2 separate regions of the Mus musculus genome follow, and region 2 is linked to region 1. The links are chromatin loops, found by intact Hi-C in ENCODE. Cell type or tissue: left cerebral cortex. All regions are shown on one strand. Links, peaks and the distances in the headings refer to the core of each region. The heading gives the core; the rest is flanking DNA. Region 1 has its middle 4.9 kb from the start of Mir99b. Region 2 has its middle 63 kb from the start of Vmn2r90.

What was found. Hi-C counts contacts between places; a loop is a spot of excess contacts. Peaks named below come from ENCODE experiments on the same cell type or tissue, not always from the same donor. Only the 100,000 strongest peaks of a DNase experiment are listed, where the experiment ranks them.
Region 2: it touches region 1 in a loop (2.5-fold over the local background); 13 of 42 quality-filtered maps call a loop at or near these places.

What each region holds. Positions count from the first base shown.
Region 1 is chr17:17,821,157-17,829,495 of GRCm38, reverse strand. It overlaps a transcript of Spaca6 not described here. Among named protein-coding and RNA genes, the nearest start is that of Mir99b, 4.9 kb to the left of the region's middle. In left cerebral cortex, for the core only: no CTCF peak of the experiment used is centred there; DNase peaks (open chromatin) are centred at 1,777, 2,161, 2,567, 3,353 and 5 more places; H3K4me3 peaks cover 3,584 bases; H3K27ac peaks cover 3,589 bases.
Region 2 is chr17:17,762,770-17,771,108 of GRCm38, reverse strand. No RefSeq gene overlaps it. Among named protein-coding and RNA genes, the nearest start is that of Vmn2r90, 63 kb to the right of the region's middle. In left cerebral cortex, for the core only: a CTCF peak has its summit at 4,433 (motif pointing left); a DNase peak (open chromatin) is centred at 4,413.

The DNA of each region.
Region 1 (8,339 bases), core at 138-8,137:
ACCCACCCTGAGGCTCTGAGCACAGAACTGGTCTTCTGGGGCTCCCAGGTTCCATGTCCGTCTTCTTGTTTCTTTCTCTCCACCCATTTTTTCTTACCTTGCTCTTTTCTTATTCTCCCTTTCTTTCTCTGTTTGTATCATCCCTGATGAGGTTTTCCTCTTCGCCCATATCTGAATGCCTGCTCCTCCCGCTGTCTCTGTTCTAGCTGACCCTCTTTACATTCACCTCTCTTCCTCACCTCCTATCTTCTATATCTACTTCTCAAGTCTCTTCCTCTTTTTCACAATCTTCTTTCATTTCCTTCCCTGGCTTTGTCTCTCTTTTTCTCTGGATTCCTATCTCCCTCTCTTTTTCTCCTCCCTGCTTTTTTATTTAGTCTAGCTTCTACCCTCCTCCCATCTTCCAGTCTCCTCCCGGGGTCTCTCCCTTTCTCTCTCTCTTTTCTCCTTCCCTCTTCTCCATCCCCTCCCCCCATTCTTCTCCCTTTCTCCTTCCCTCTCTCTCTTCTCTCTCTCCCTCCCCCTTGCTGCTCGGAGCCAGGTCTGGAAATGGGGGTGGAGTGGGGATGGAGTGGGGGTGGGTTGAGAAGGGGCCCTGGGCCGGGGTAGCGACCTGCTGAGGAGGGGGAGGAGAGGCGGGAAGAGGGCGGAGAAGCAAAAGAGGAGGCGGGGGACCTGAGACCAGTCTTCGGCCTGAGCTCAAGTCCTCCTTTCCCTCCTTCCCAACCTCCCAGACCCTCAGGCGGGGGCGAGAGTCAGGCCAAGGTGGGGAGGAAGGGGAAGGGAGGAGCCCCCCCACCCCCCCCCAACCAACCTGGCTCAGAGCCCAGGCCTGGGTTCCCAGCATGCCCCGGGGCTGCCTGGGGCCTGAGGGGGGGGGGGCGGTGAGGGAAAGCAGGGAAGGGAGAATCTTTAAGATTCTCCAGCCCTGAACATCTCTCCACACACCCTGCAAGTTTCTCTTCAGAGGGCCAACTGAGGCTCACAGAGAAGGTTCCGAACTGGTTCAAGGTCACTGCCCCAGGCTTGGGTGCATCTCCCTTGGGTTCACAGGCTTGCTTTGAGGAAGGGGTAGGCGCTCGACTTCTCCCTGGGCATGGGTCCCCTCCCCCTCTTTGCAGACCCTAGGGAGCCCCCAAGGGTCAGAGAGCAGACCCAAACAGTCTGGCACCATAGCAACCAACTGGTCCCGCCCCCTTAACCCCTGGAGGGCTGGACTCCAGCTGGGGCTAAAAGGGGTGGGGGAAACCTGGTTCTCAGGAAGGAGCCCCCCACCTATGCCCCAGTCCAGGCAGAGAAGAAGAAAAATGTCTGGGGCCCTGACTCTTGGGTTCTGAAGGAGGAGGGGATTGGGGTTGGCCTATGCTTATGTGCAGGAGGTGATGGCTGGAGAGTGGACTCCTTAGTCAGAGGCAAGAAGGAAATGGGTGACCCAGACACCTGGGTCCTGGGCAGACCGCAACCAGGGCTTTGGCTTGTGGAATCTGGGCAACGGCTTGGAAGATAGACCCTGAGGGAAGAGGAAGCTGAGACCCGGAATCCCCGGTCCTCAGAGCAACCTGGACGCTGGGCCTCTCTACTACCAGACAGCCCCTGCCCCAGGCGCTGACCCGGGTCTGTCTGGCAGCCCAGACAACCTCCCCCTCCTGGCACCCTCCCACTCACACGGCTCACCCTTGACCCCGCAAAGCCCCGCAGCCCCATCTCTGCCCCTCCCCCTCCCTTCCAGCCAGACGTTAACCCTTAGGGCGCTGGAGGCACCTCCAAAGCCAGACAGTTTTCTTCCACCTCCCCTGCGGTCTCTAGCATCTGGTCCCTTACACTTTGGGATCCTGCAGCCTCCCTCTAGAATCTAAGAGATCCTTCTAGCTTCTGAAACCCGGGGACCCTAGAATCTAGTCTCTAGCTCCTTCCAACAAAGATTCAGAAGTCTGGGTTCCCAGCTCTCCACCCTCCCTCCCAACCACCACCACCACCACCCCCCTCACACACACACACACACACACACACACACACACACACACACACACACACGCCACCACAACCACCACCACCACTTCGCTATCCAAGCCAGAAGCCAGAATTCCAGGCCCAGGCTAGCTGCCTCCTCCCTTGGGGACCCTGGAGTCCGGCCCAGGTCCCATCCCCCTCCGGTTCCGCAGACTCACCGCTCCGCAGCTCCAGCGTCGCTGAGACCCAGTGTCCTCCTCCAGCCCCAGCCCCAGCTTCTCCATCCTCTCCCTCCTCAGCCGCCCGCGGCCCCTCTTCTTCCTCCCGCCAGCCCCGCCATCCTCCGCCCCCGGTCGCCCGCTGCCTCCGGCCGGTGCCTCCTCCCGGCACTGAGCGCCCGGGCTCCCCCGCCCTAGACCCCGCGGGCAGCGTGGCCTCGGACCGGCCCCCTCCCCAGGGGGCCCCTGCCCGGCCCCTCCCCACCGCCCAGCCCAGTCCGGCCTGGCTTCCTCCCACCCCCCTGCCCCGAAGCTGGCCCGAGTCCAGGGGAAAAAATTCCATCCAGCCCTAGGGAGGAGGAGCAGGGTGGAGGAGGGAGCGGGAGGGGAGGCCGGGCTAGGGGAACATGACGCAGGGAGAAGGGAAGGGACAAAAGAGAGGCCGGGAGGCAGTGGAGGCAGACTCCCTCCTTCCCTCCTCCTCCTCCGATAGTGTCCGTTCAGTCTCAGTAGCTTTCTACCCTTCGATTCCCTTCATCTCTCCCCCCTTCCAGACTCTAAGCCTCCTCCCTCTTGTCTGCCACCCCTATGTCATTCTTTTTTCTGGTTTTCCTTCTATCTGCCCTTTCAGCCTTTCACTGTCTGCATCTTCAACCATTTTGCTAGCGAAGGTTCTTGCATTTTCTTTCCGTTTTTCTCCCTTTCTGGATGGGTGTGTTCTCCCTCTCTTCTCCCACTCTGCACCTTCTCCAACCAGGGGCTGCATTTCCACCCACCCCTTTCGCCGCGTCGCCGCCCCCCCCCCCTCCTGCGCAGTGTTCCTCCCCTCCTCTGCACTGGAACTCAAAGGTGAATCAGACCCCCATATCTGCCCTTGCACACGGAGCTCACGGTCTGATGGAGGAATCAGACCCAGCCGCAGACTGTCCGGGGTGGTGGAGGGTGCCTGAGGTGCGGGGGTGGGGGTGTCGAGACCAAAGACCAAGAAGAGAGGGGATGGGTGGAACGGCAGATAGAAACCCACCCTACAGCAGTCTGCAGACGATCCGCCAAGAAGGCGTGGTTGCTGGTGCGACCTTAAAAAAAAAAAAAAAGTTAGATCCAGTTGTTGAAGGTAGCAAGCAGTAAGGGAGGTCCTATCCAAGGGCACAGTTTAGGCAAAAGCCCAAAGGCAGGATCTAAGGTGATAGCAGAGGATAACAAAGAGGTCCACTGTGATTAGGGACCAAGAGACCGGAAGCTCAACCCAGACTAGGGTGAGTGGGCGGGCAGTCCCGAACGTGTTCAAGGCCAAGCTCAGAATGAAGTTGCTTGAAGCTAACTATGTGCCTAAGAGCCTTTTGAGAAAAGAGGAGGAGTTGGGCGCAGATCTGACTGTCAGATCTCTCAGGGGATTTGGGTGATCTGGAAAGAAAGATTGTGGATTCTGAGGAGTCCTCCTCTCTCCTTGGCAGTGGCTAAGACCAAGGAGGAAGGAATAGAGAGGAGAATGTAAGGGTTTGTGGGTACTTAGGGAGAAAAGGAAAAGAGACAAGCAGAAAGCGGGATTCTGAAACGGTGGAAAGAGAGAAGAGACCAGAGAATATAAAGGTGAATACTGTGGGCAACCTATCACAACCTAAGGACATTAGTGGGTAGATAGGAAATTGTGTATGGCTTTGAGCATATGCTGCACTACCATTTTTCTCCCCGGGTAGGGTCACTTTTATTTTCACCTTTTTAAATGAAGTACTCCAAAGTTGCCTTATATTCATTCATTTAAGTGACTACTTACCATTTTATTTATCCATAACTTATGAAGTGAAATAAGAGACAGGGTCTTTTAAAAACATGTATGTCTATTCAAATATTCATATATATATTCAGAGGCAATTTAGTACAGTTGGTAAAAACATGCTAGGCAAGATTTCTGCTCTCCTATCCCCTCATAATAGTTGTTGGGCTTGTTTTTATTATTGTTGTTGTTTGGTTGGTTGGTTGGTTGTTGTTTTGTTTTAGATAGGATCTCACTATGGCCTGAAACTCACTTTGACAAAGATGCATATGAGTAAAGGTGCCCACAGAGACAAGGAGAGGGAAGACATCAACTATCTGGAACCTGGAGTTAGGCAGCTGCAAATCACTCAGCATGGGTACTGAGAACTCAGCATCAGTCATCTTCAAGAGCAATGCATGTTCTTAAGCACTGAGCAGTACTTGATTTATTTATTTCTATTTTATTTATTTAAAGTCTCACTAGGTAGTCTAGACTGGCCTTTACCACAACTCTCCTACTTAAGATTCTTAGGGTTTTCTTTCTTACTATTCCTAAACTGTAAATTAAACTTTATCATGAACATACGTGATAAAAGACTAGGTATATTCTATATGAGGTTCAGTACTAACGGTTTCAGATAAAGATGTTGGAGCATATCTCATTTCCCCACCAAGAAGAGGGAATACTGCAGATGGGATTGGCAATCACTGTACATACTCTGTTGAAAGAAAACAAGAACATTTCCCAGGTTTCGTAGTCTCTATAAAGGCTCACAACCTATGGGTTGTAACCCCTATGGAGATTGAATGATCCTTTCACAGAGGTCATCTATGACCATCCTGCACATCACATATTTACCTCACAGTTCATAATGGTAGCAAAATTTCAATTAGTAAGTAGCAATAAAAATTGTTTTTATGGTTGGGAGTCACCACAACATTAACTGAATGAAAAGATTAGGAAGATTGCATTAGGAAGATTGAGAATCAGTGCTATAGAGACTATTATTTAACACAAATCTTATTGTCTGAAATAGATATTAGTCTCCATGTAAAAATTAGGGAACCAGGTTCTGCCATGAACCTGGAGTCAAAGTCAGGGCCTCGTGTATGACAAACCCTGAGGACTCTACCAGTGAGCTAAAACCTCAGCTCACTAGGGCTTGGTGTTCTCAATAGGTAGAAGCCCAAAGGACTTATGCTGTATCTATGAAAATATGCTGGCACTTGTTACATTTTTACTTCTGTGCGTAGATTCACAGGTGCTTTAAAAGTACCGTTTCTCAGTTTCTACACATAGACTAGGTGTCCTGAATTGTTGTATCCCATCCATAGTCCTGCTGGTCCCTTGTCCTGGCTTAGATGCAACTGGATTCCATTGTGTCTGATAGAGCACTCTTTGAGGGAATAGCCTGCCTCTGAGTCACCCCTTAGTCCTGAGTATCACTCAACATGGGTGTGGTTCCGAGCAGGGATCAGGAAGATATTTGTTAAATGAGTGAATGGAGCGATAGGTGGATGTCAAGTAGGTTATTTAGAGATTAGTCTGTCACTTGTTTAAGCCAGTGGGATAAGGGAACACAATTCTTGAGACATGAAGTCTTTATTCTCATCAGGAAGTCATGGGGACAACTACTGCTCTTCTCTGCTTCAGAGAGTTCTAACTCACACAGAACCTAAAAGTCATATGTGAAATTCCTACATAGCCTTGAAACTCAGGACCCAGCATTTGTATCACGTGTCTCCAACCCCTGTGGTTCAGAATCTGCCACTTCCATCAGCCCCTGGGCGTCAAGTGCCATTTGGTAAGATGGCTTTGCAAGTATAACCATGGATATAGTCCCACATATACACATAATTAAAAGATTTTTTAGTGTACTTTAAATTTTAAATGAATTCATCAGTTAAGGGCTAGTAAGAAGATTTAACAGATAAAAAGCATTTTCCATGCAAGTGCAAAATGCTGAGTCTTCAGAACACATATTAAAAAGCCAAATGTGATATCTCACAACTAAAATTCAGAAATCTTACAGCCAGATAGGAAACAACAGAGAATCACCCAACACCTGTGAACACTCAAGTGCCCCCCCCATAATAATAGTAAATGAATATAATCTAAAATAAAGTTGTTGTTGGGTTTTTGTTTTTTGTTTGTCTCAGCACATGCTGCAATTTTATATTTTCTGTTTACCTTGGCCTCAGCCAAGTCTCTTGAAAAAAAATTGATACACTACTTATCCACTTGAAGGTTTTTTCTGGACTCCAACATCTGTGGATGTAGTGAACACTAGATCAGTGTCATAACCTTAGTCATATGAGCCAGTTCTGTTGCTCTCATCTTGTTGCAGACATCTATGCACTACTTCCTTACTAGCATATGTCAGTTGGATGAAAGGCCAGGTTTCTTTTTGTTGTTCTTATCTAAATTTGTCTTATATTTTGCTTGGACCCACTGCAGTGTCTCCCTTTTAGCTGCTTTGTCACCAGCTTCCTCCGCGTGTTTCCCTTCCTTCTTGACTTCTATCTACATGTTCATGCATGTCTTACGAATGTTGTTGCCTGTGCGTATGCTCATGTTCACGCATGTCTTATGAATGTTGTTGCCTGTGCGTATGCTCATGTTCATGCATGTCTTATGAATGTTGTTGCCTGTGCGTATGCTCATGTTCATGCATGTCTTATGAATGTTGTTGCCTGTGCGTATGCTCATGTTCATGCATGTCTTATGAATGTTGTTGCCTGTGCGTATGCTCATGCAGAATCTGGAGGCTGATGGCAAGCACTACCCTCTATTGTTCTTCTACCGTATTCATTGAGGCAGGCTCTCTATGTCAAATTCAGAGCTCACAAATACAGCTCATCTCAGCAGCTTGCCCTGGGGATCCCCTAATTCTGACTTCTAAACACAGAGCATTCTCCTTCGGGTCTCTTTTATTTAAAGCAAGGGACATCTTTTAAGATTTTTATTTTATATGTATGAATGCGTTTTCTGTATGTATATCAATGTACAACATGCATGTTCGGTGCCCGGTGATCAAATCCCTGGAAATGGAGTTAGAGACAGAGACTATTGTAGGCCACCAGGTGGGTGCTATGAATTAAATCCAGGCCTTCTGCCCCACTTTGCTACAGCATGTGTATGAAAAGTCAGAAGACAACTTGGAGTCAGTTTTTATCCTCTACCATGTGAGTCCTAAGGATCAAAGTCAAGTGGTCAGGCTTCATGAAAAGTTCATTTACTCTCTGAGACATTTTTTTTTCTCCAGAAGTTAGTGTATTTATTTATTTTAAGATAGGGACTTCCATAGCCCAAGGTGACTTTGAACTTTCTACGTAGCTGGTGAAAACCTTGAACTTCTAATCCTTCTGCCTCTCCATCACAGATGCTGGTATTACAGATAAGGACTCTCACACTGTTTTATGCAGTGCTAAGAGTCAAATTCTGGGCTCTGTGCATGATAAACAAACACTCTACCAACTGAGCTACATTACTAGCCACACATTTTTTCCTAAATGTATATTTAGGGAAAATGTATATTTTCTAAATTGGTATATTTCCTAAATATGGTATAAAACTATGTGTTTTATACCAATTTTCCAATTTAAGCATTTGAAAGTTTTAAGTTGGAAAGAAAAATCTTGTCTTTTTATTTAATGTCAATACTTTCTCATTCAGATAAAGTGTGTTTATTATTTATTTGCTGGAGCGAGAGGCTGGAATACTCCATAAGGCTTGGGAAAGCATGAAGGGTGCTGCAGGTGGCTCTTCAGGAGCACAGCTCCAAAGCAGAGATCATAGTTCACAGGATTAAATAGGCAGCTCTCAGACTCACAGGTTGGGGGCAGAGCAAAGAAAGGAGGATCCTGGCAGTAGGAAAACCCAAGTTTCCCAGCAGTCACAACAAAGGCATTAGCCAATCCCCTTTAGAGATTACATTGGATCTTGACAAGAAGATTGGATCTGAATATTGCACACTGACCCGTTAAGAAAATAACTTTAGCCCAGGGAGATGTTTTAGGCAGTGAATGCTGATGCTTGCTGGCAAGCCTGACGACCTGAGTTGGATCCCTGGGATCCACTTTGTAGAATAAGAGGACAGAAAACAGAGAGTTTTCCTCTTACCTCCACAGGACTACTAGGATATGAACACATATATACACACAAAATAAACACATGAGATCACATACACACAGAATAACAACCTATGACATATCAAAGTATTGCAGTATTTTATATGTATGAATGTACATATGTCTGTACAAGCATGCATACATGGAGGAGCACATGCGTGTGGGTCAGAAGACAACTTCTCTCCTTTCATTATATTATTCCCAGGGGTTGACTTCAGTTTATCAGGCTTCGTAGCATGTACCTTTACAGACTCAATGAGCCATCTCATTGGCCTTGACAAATTA
Region 2 (8,339 bases), core at 165-8,164, 58 kb after region 1:
CTGTTTTCCTCCTTTCTTTATGTTTCTAGCTAGAACACATTGTCAAGTATTTTATAGTGGCATTTTCCTAGCTAGTGTATCTTACTGGTTACTCATGTTTGTATGTTCTCCTTCTCTTCTGGAACATATCATCTTTTATGATTTCCTCTAATTTCTTAGCCCCTTCTGCTTTCCTATCCCATTCTATCGCATTTCACTCTTTGAAGACTCTTCTACCTATGTAACAGATCACTTTAATGTTATAAACTGTAGAGAGATATTCCTTCATCTTCACATATAGATAAACATGAAAGTTAAGGATCCATATAGGATAGTGAAAATAGTTATTCATTTTTATAAATATAGCTTACTTATTTTATAAAAAACATTTACAATGAAGTTAATTTCCTTACAAATTTTATATCTTAATATTTTAAGCGGAATAAATACATTTTCCATATAGTATTTAAAATAATTTATTTGTCAAGAAAATACAAGTATCATTAATATTTTATTTCTTCATAAAGGCATACAGCACTATTTGTCATAGTAATTAATATACTGAAGAGAGGAATACATGTATATGAGTAAAATATGCTGTGTATAATTCTCACTGGTTTAGTAAGAACAGAACATTCTTTTTCCATTAATTAATTTATTTATTCACTTTACATCTTGATCACAGCCCACCTCTCTTCTCTCCTGCAAGTCCCATCCTTACAAATTCCTTTCCTCTTACCACTTCCCATTCTCCTCAGAGACAGGGAAGGCCCCCTTGGCTACCACTGTGGAATATATTATTCTTTAAAACAATCAGCTTTCATAAGAGTCTACAATAAAGAAAATAAATATAGAACTTGAAAATAATCCCAAGAAAACAAGAGATTCTGATTAATAACTAATTACCCAGCTCCACTATGTTCATAGCAGCCCTATTTATAATAGCCAGAAGCTGGAAAGAACCCAGATGCCCCTCAACAGAGGAATGGATACAGAAAATGTGGTACATCTACACAATGGAGTACTACTCAGCTATTAAAAAGAATGAATTTATGAAATTCCTAGGCAAATGGATGGACCTGGAGGGCATCATCCTGAGTGAGGTAACACATTCACAAAGGAACTCACACAATATGTACTCACTGATAAGTGGATATTAGCCCAAAACCTAGTATACCCAAGATATAAGATACAATTTCCTAAACACATGAAACTCAAGAAAAATGAAGACTGAAGTGTGGACACTATGCCCCTCCTTAGAAGTGGGAACAAAACACCCTTGGAAGGAGTTACAGAGACAAAGTTTGGAGCTGAGATGAAAGGATGGACCATGTAGAGACTGTCATATCCAGGGATCCACCCCATAATCAGCATCCAAACGCTGACACCATTGCATACACTAGCAAGATTTTATCGAAAGGACCCAGATGTAGCTGTCTCTTGTGAGACTATGCCGGGGCCTAGCAAACACAGAAGTGGATGCTCACAGTCAGCTAATGGATGGATCACAGGGCTCCCAATGGAGGAGCTAGAGAAAGTACCCAAGGAGCTAAAGGGATCTGCAACCCTATAGGTGGAACAACATTATGAACTAACCAGTACCCCGGAGCTCTTGACTCTAGCTGCATATGTATCAAAAGATGGCCTAGTCGGCCATCACTGGAAAGAGAGGCCCATTGGACACGCAAATTTTATATGCCCCAGTACAGGGGAATGCCAGGGCCAAAAAGGGGGAGTGGGTGGGTAGGGGAGTGGGGGTGGGTGGGTATGGGGGACTTTTGGTATAGCATTGGAAATGTAAATGAGCTAAATACCTAATAAAAAATAAAAAAAAAGAACAACTATTTAGAAGTACAAAAAAGAAAAAAAAACTAATTACCCGATTTCAAAATATAAATTACAATATAATGTCTGAAAATATAAGAAAGTTGTCCTTACACATTTCAGAAATAACAGTATAAATCAAATATAGTTTTCACATAGAATTCTGTGGAAGCAGCTTATTTATCATAAAAGTTTTTATCCTGAAAATAAATAATTCAGTTGCTCATCATCCTGGAAAGAAAAAATTGTGCCCAGGGAAGTAGGAAGGAAATAACAAATGGTTTGTAAAGTTCAATACAGTCACATGGGAGCAATCCATGTAGGTGTAGTGCAAGAACTAAGGCTGGCAGCCTATGTAACACTTTATGATTCTCTTTGCTTATAGTGAGCAAATAATACATACATGTAAGTTCAAATATTTTATTACAGTAACTTATTTAACATAAAATAACAGCTACTTAATAAGACAGATCAGATATCTGGATTTCATCCATATTAGATATATGGCAGTGGCATCCAAACAGTGGTGTCCTCCAAAAAGATAGCTATGCCCATGGGTCCATAAACAATGCAGATATAAACCACTCCGGGGACAGTTTCAGGAAACTATGTCTACTTTGTTTTATGTGAGCAAAGCAAACACTTATATATTGAAAGTCTATTGACTGTGATTGCTTAGCAAATTACATCAGATTGGATAGTCAGCTCTCATAGCACATGGTCTCTATGCTGTATATCAAAGAAGACGTGGAGAGTGCAGACTCATCTGCCGTCTAGCTAGTGGCTATGTAAGCTACATGAGAATTCAGTGTTCTGACTTCTGCTGCATGTTGTGGTACTTCATATTTAGAGGTGCAGTGTACTAGGTAAGCTGGTCACCAGATCACGTCTGAATTTATATTACATGGTAGAATCTACTCTGAATTTACTGTTTCACCTCTGCAGCTGCAGGATGCACTGAAAACTCACTGAATTTTCGCAAGCAGGCACCCTGGGTCTGAACAAAGCATCACTTCTCTTGCAGTCACTATCAGGTTTAATGCCAGAGACCTAACCTGACTGAGGAGGACTTATATCAAACATACATGTCTCTGTGGGACCACAGAATCCTGAACTAATACACTTTATAGAGTTGAGGCAGATAGCAGAGGGATAACATGAAAAAAAAATCTATTTACTGAATACAGCGCCTGGGAAAAACTACAATGCGACACTACAAAGATAAATGTGACAGAAATGCTACATTCACATGGAAGATCAATGTTTTCCAGGTGGATGCAGTAATCAATATAAGAATCTGAGAACTGCAGATACTACAATTTATGGTGGCCTCACATACTTCACTGCTATAAAGAAAAGCCAACCCAGTGCTGTCAAAAAGCTGTCAAAGAGAGCACAGGACTCAGGTTTGAAGCCATGGAGCAAGAATCTCAAGATTTTAGCCAGATTTAAAAAGCTTCATTGTTCAGAGAAAGGCTTCTTTACTATGATACTTAGAACAATGGATAGCTACCAGAAAGAGTTACACTAGAACCTTAATTCTTACTGTGCACCAATAAATCACAAATGTGTAAGAGACATAACTGAGATGCTAGAACTCTTATACAAAGTAGTGCTTGGAAACTCAAAGTAAAAAAGTGTTCGTATAGTACAGTCTTAGACAACGATATTGTCAGGAGAATTTCAGTCACTCATGAATAATAGCACGGGAAAGATGAAGTTAAAACCATCCTGCATATCTAAAACATTCAAGTCACCTTCAGCTCCCACTATGAAAACAGATATAGAATATCACCAAAACAAGAAGGCTATGCATGATTTCTATCATATGAATGCTTCATAGTTGAGAAACAGGGCAAGCCACACTGCATATCCATACTATACAACCAGAAGCACAGGAGCAGTTTTAGGAAATGTTGCAAGGTTGTCGTGGCTAACATGCACTGAAGTTTGTAGTTCATACAAAGACTTGATCTAGTATCTAAGGGATCAGGTGTTTTCTCACTCTCTTGCCTTTTCTTCGTTACAAATATTCAAGGAAAGGAATTGCATGCTGCTCCCTTCGTGTGTGTCTTTAGATTCCTCATTTCCAAGAGGCAGAGAAACTGCTGTTGATCTACACAGACTATGTGGCTTTCATCTACAAAGAGGCCCCTGGACTCTTTTTTGGGGGGTGGGGTGGGTAGGAATTAACACTCTTCATATTTTACATGAAATAAAAAGTCTGTTTAAAGATCCAGTCCAATTTGCCATCAATTGAAATAGAGTCTGTGTGTATCACATGCCCTAACCATGAAAATACATTTCATACATTTTGGAAATTAACTCTTTTATTATTTCTCCCAAGTATAATGAGGATGTAAATAAGCCAGTATTGATTGGAGGCTGTCTGTACTCACAAGAACCTTTTTTTTTTCTTTTTTTGGTCGTGATGGTGGTGGTGGTCTGTGTGTACATGTGTCTGTGTTTTTAAAAATTCCATATTTATGGAGCTGCAAAACTGTCAGAGCATTTAAGAACACTTCCTGCTTCACAGATGACCCAAGTCTGATTCCTAGCATTCATATTAGGTGGCTTACATTAGCTTCTATCTCCAGAATTTGGGATCTAGCGCCATCTTGTGGATTTCTGAGATATTGACAGCTAATAGGCACTAACCATAAAATAAATGATGAAGTAACAGTCATACTGTTATGTGTAGCGCACCAGAGATGACCACTCTGACACAGTTTTTAGTCAATTGAAAGTCTTTATTATAGTAGTCTAGGACTACACCCAGTTAGTCATGGTTTGAGGTGTAGTCTGTGTGTTCAGAACACAGTGTGTTTGAAAGCAGAAATCATGTCCTGGCATCTTGATCAGCAGCTTCAGAGAGGGGAGGAACTTCATATGAGCAATCAATTTGAAAGATGATAAGATAACTGATTACCTGAAGAGTGGTTTTGCACGAGCAGATAATTTAAAAATAGCTGTGTTAACTAAGACAGACTGACTTAGGGTGCCAAGAATAGAGTTTGGTAAATATCCATGGGATTCTCCATTAAGGAGATCAAATTCTAGCTAAATATAAACTGGTTTCAGGAAGATGGACTGTTGCTTACCTTGTCATAATACTTTTATGAGAAGACTGGCCTCTTTCTTCACATGCACATACCACCATTGAATTGTGAACCAAGTCAGATTTATAGCAAGGGAAGTAAGTGGCCATTAACTGATACACAGGGCAAAATAAGTATTTCTTCTTTTTAGTTGATTCCCTCCATGTCTTGGGAATTTAGGTGATTTGCTTATATATTTCTTTTAGCATGATATAAGAATATGCACGTACATATAAACAGCACCCCACACACTTATTTGTCTGAAGCTCTTTGTTTAAATAATCTTTCAGTGATATGTAGCTTACTCTTTGAGGGTTTTTTTTTTTTTTGTGGTTTACACTAATGGAAAGTGTGCTTTATAGTACAAGTTTTTTTCATATATACTGACAACTATCAGACCTTTTCCTAAAAATTAGCAAAATAAATCAAAACTTCCCTCTAAAACAAAATATATTCTTGTATAATTTATACACTTCAAAGAGTAAATGCAGCCTGGATTATGAACATATCTCAAAGTTTAAGTTATTTGAGTGTTTTTTTCATTTAAATAATAAATACAAATTTTATTCTAGTTTCAGGTACCACCTGGGCCCACAGGGACTCTTGACTCATTACTAAAATCACTTCAGTGTGTTCTATGATATTAGATAAGGAGTAAGTTTAAAAGAGAGTGCAGCATTTGAAATAAAGCCATTTCTTAGGTTACCTGAAGTGCCATTTTGCCAACTTTGAAGATTCACTCATTCTAAGTTGTTAGACTATTTGGTTTAAATTTACTTACCAATATTCTAAGGCTATGTTACATCTTACTGATGATTGTTCATGTTGACTTTGTTCTATAAAACTGTATTATGGAGAATCTTCTGTGAGATTTATTAGCATATAAAACATTGACAAGTTTTGACATTAATAAGAACATAAGAACATTATTTAATTCAAATATTTAAAGAATACTCTTGTTTAACTTGAGAATATTTCCCTACATATTTACTGATTGCCTCTGTTAGGTTTTCTAATGAAATCTACCTTTATTTTAATGATGTGTTTTACTAACGCTATCATTCATGGAAATACGTAACCTCCATGATGCAATTACCATATAAAATGGAGCCTTGCCACTGCAAGGCATCAGGAAATGAACAAAGGCTTGAAAAAGATATTTAGTGTGGATTGAGACAAAGAAGGGATTGATTTGAAGCTTAAAACAATCTTTATTGTTCACTCTTCAAAAAGATAAAACACTGGCAAGACAATAATGGTTACATAAATCATAATCATTTCATGTAAAAGGCAATATTATATTTCACAGAAATACAAATGACAATAGTGTAGCAGTTTTGACTGTGGCTGTTGATGAATGATCATTTCTTGACAGAAATGCTTATGTCTCTAATTAAGATTCCTATAGTGATTTGTATCTTGAATAATGTTTCTTTATAGTTAGTGGATGGTTTGAGAGTTCTATAAGTACATGACTACATGTATAGCTTATTTTTGAACAAACTCTTTCATGAATATAGGTCTATTTATGCTTAAACATAGTTACAAACTTGTAGGCTTAGATTTTTGCAAAATTTACTTTAACAAGGGTTTTCAACCTTTCTTTCCTCTAGCCTATCATCCAAAAGTCGGAGAGAAAAGATGATAAATAGGACAAGGGAATGTGAACCTGCTTAGAAGTAATTCTTTGGGGGGAGATTCCAATCTCTGTTCTCAGGATGCCAGCAGTCCAGTTCAGTAGTGTCAGGATACCACACATGAATCAGCAGTGGTGGCATGATCCAGTAGCAACAGCCAGGTCTCTGCTGAATCAGGATGAGTCACTGGGAGTGACCAGAACCAGCCAGGACACCAGCATAAGTCTTTGCCATGCATCTCTCTGCCAGAGACAAGCTTCAAAGCTCTGGTTCTCTCTTGACAGTAGGTTAGGGGAAGGAATGTTGGTGGGGGCAAGACTCAGCCTTTTGAAAAATTAGGGTTCTTTTTTATTATAATAACATTTACTTATCTTGATTCTATGTTACTTTGCAGTGGTAGTTGGCCTGCCTCTTTGAGCTCCACTGAGGCAGAAACTGCAGAGTCTCTAGCATTTAGCACCTCATCATAAAACGTTAAGTAAAGGATTAATTGCTAGACCTTTTTTCTCTCTTGCCCAGTAGCCTTACCTCTCCCTTGTCAGATGGGAGGAAGATTTGGAGCAATAAACGTTTATTGAACCTGGAGAAGAAAAAAAAACTTTTACACAGGCAAATATGAATAAATTCACATATATTTATATACAATTCATGCCCACATATTCATACATCTTCATGCATTTCATTTGGGCTTAGCTACATATTTATCTCATAATTTCATACTTACATGCACATATCCATTGTTACATATGCCTATGATAGAGCAAAAGACCAAGTGCCAGTGCAGAAAGAACACATTCATTCTGGATGAAAAATCTTTATTGCACAGAGAAAGAAAACACTTCTACCCTTTTATAGCTAAATGAATTAATGTCAAGTCTGTAAGAAAAAAACTTTGTCCTCTTTAGTAAGACTAAGAAGCCTACCTTGCTGTTAAGAAAAGACCTGTTCCATCCATGGCAAGGAGAAGCCTGCCTGCTTTTCCTGCTTTCTCTATAGCTTCTTTGTCCCTCATTCTCTCTGCATTTTGCCTAGTGCTCTCTTAATTTCTAAATTCTCTTTTCATTTCTATGTTATTTTATTCTATTGTTCTTGTCCTTCCTCTTCCTAATGTTGCACTCTCTTCCTGTTCTGACATAATAATGCCATGCAATATAAGCTTTTTTAGTTTTTTGTACCTTTTCTAGGAATTTTCTAAGCATAATTTTTCAAACAAAAATTTACACTCAATTCAAACCTTAAATGGAATAAGTAACTTACAATGGAGACATTTACATATTTTCCCACTAAGACTAGTTATCTAGCTAACATCCATTATCTGTCAATAGCTCTACAGATTCATTGAGAGTTAAAAACCATAATTCTTGTGACTAAGTTATCACAGATGTTTTGAGTAGATAAACTCAGTCAAAATGTTATCTTTTGTCCTAGTATCTACAATAAATCATTCAGTTCCTTTTTATGACCTCTGGTTAATTGTTTTACAACCTCTTGGAATGTGTTCTAAGTTGTAAATGTCTGGTTTTGTTTTGTTTTGCTTTGTTTTGTTTTGTTTTTATCTCAGAAGCAATTAACTTGTGACACTTAAATACTGGCAGAGATCTAATTGCAGTTTAGGGGTTTTAATAGCAGTCTTATTATAAAGGGCTTAATAATTACTAGTATAATTTTAGGGATTCTTATAGAATCATCATTAACAATTAAGAAATCACCTTCTGGTCTGAGCCTGTGCCCTGAACAGACCTTGGGCACTGGTTCCACACCCAGTCCTACAACACCCATAGAAAGATCAGCTCCCAGGTGC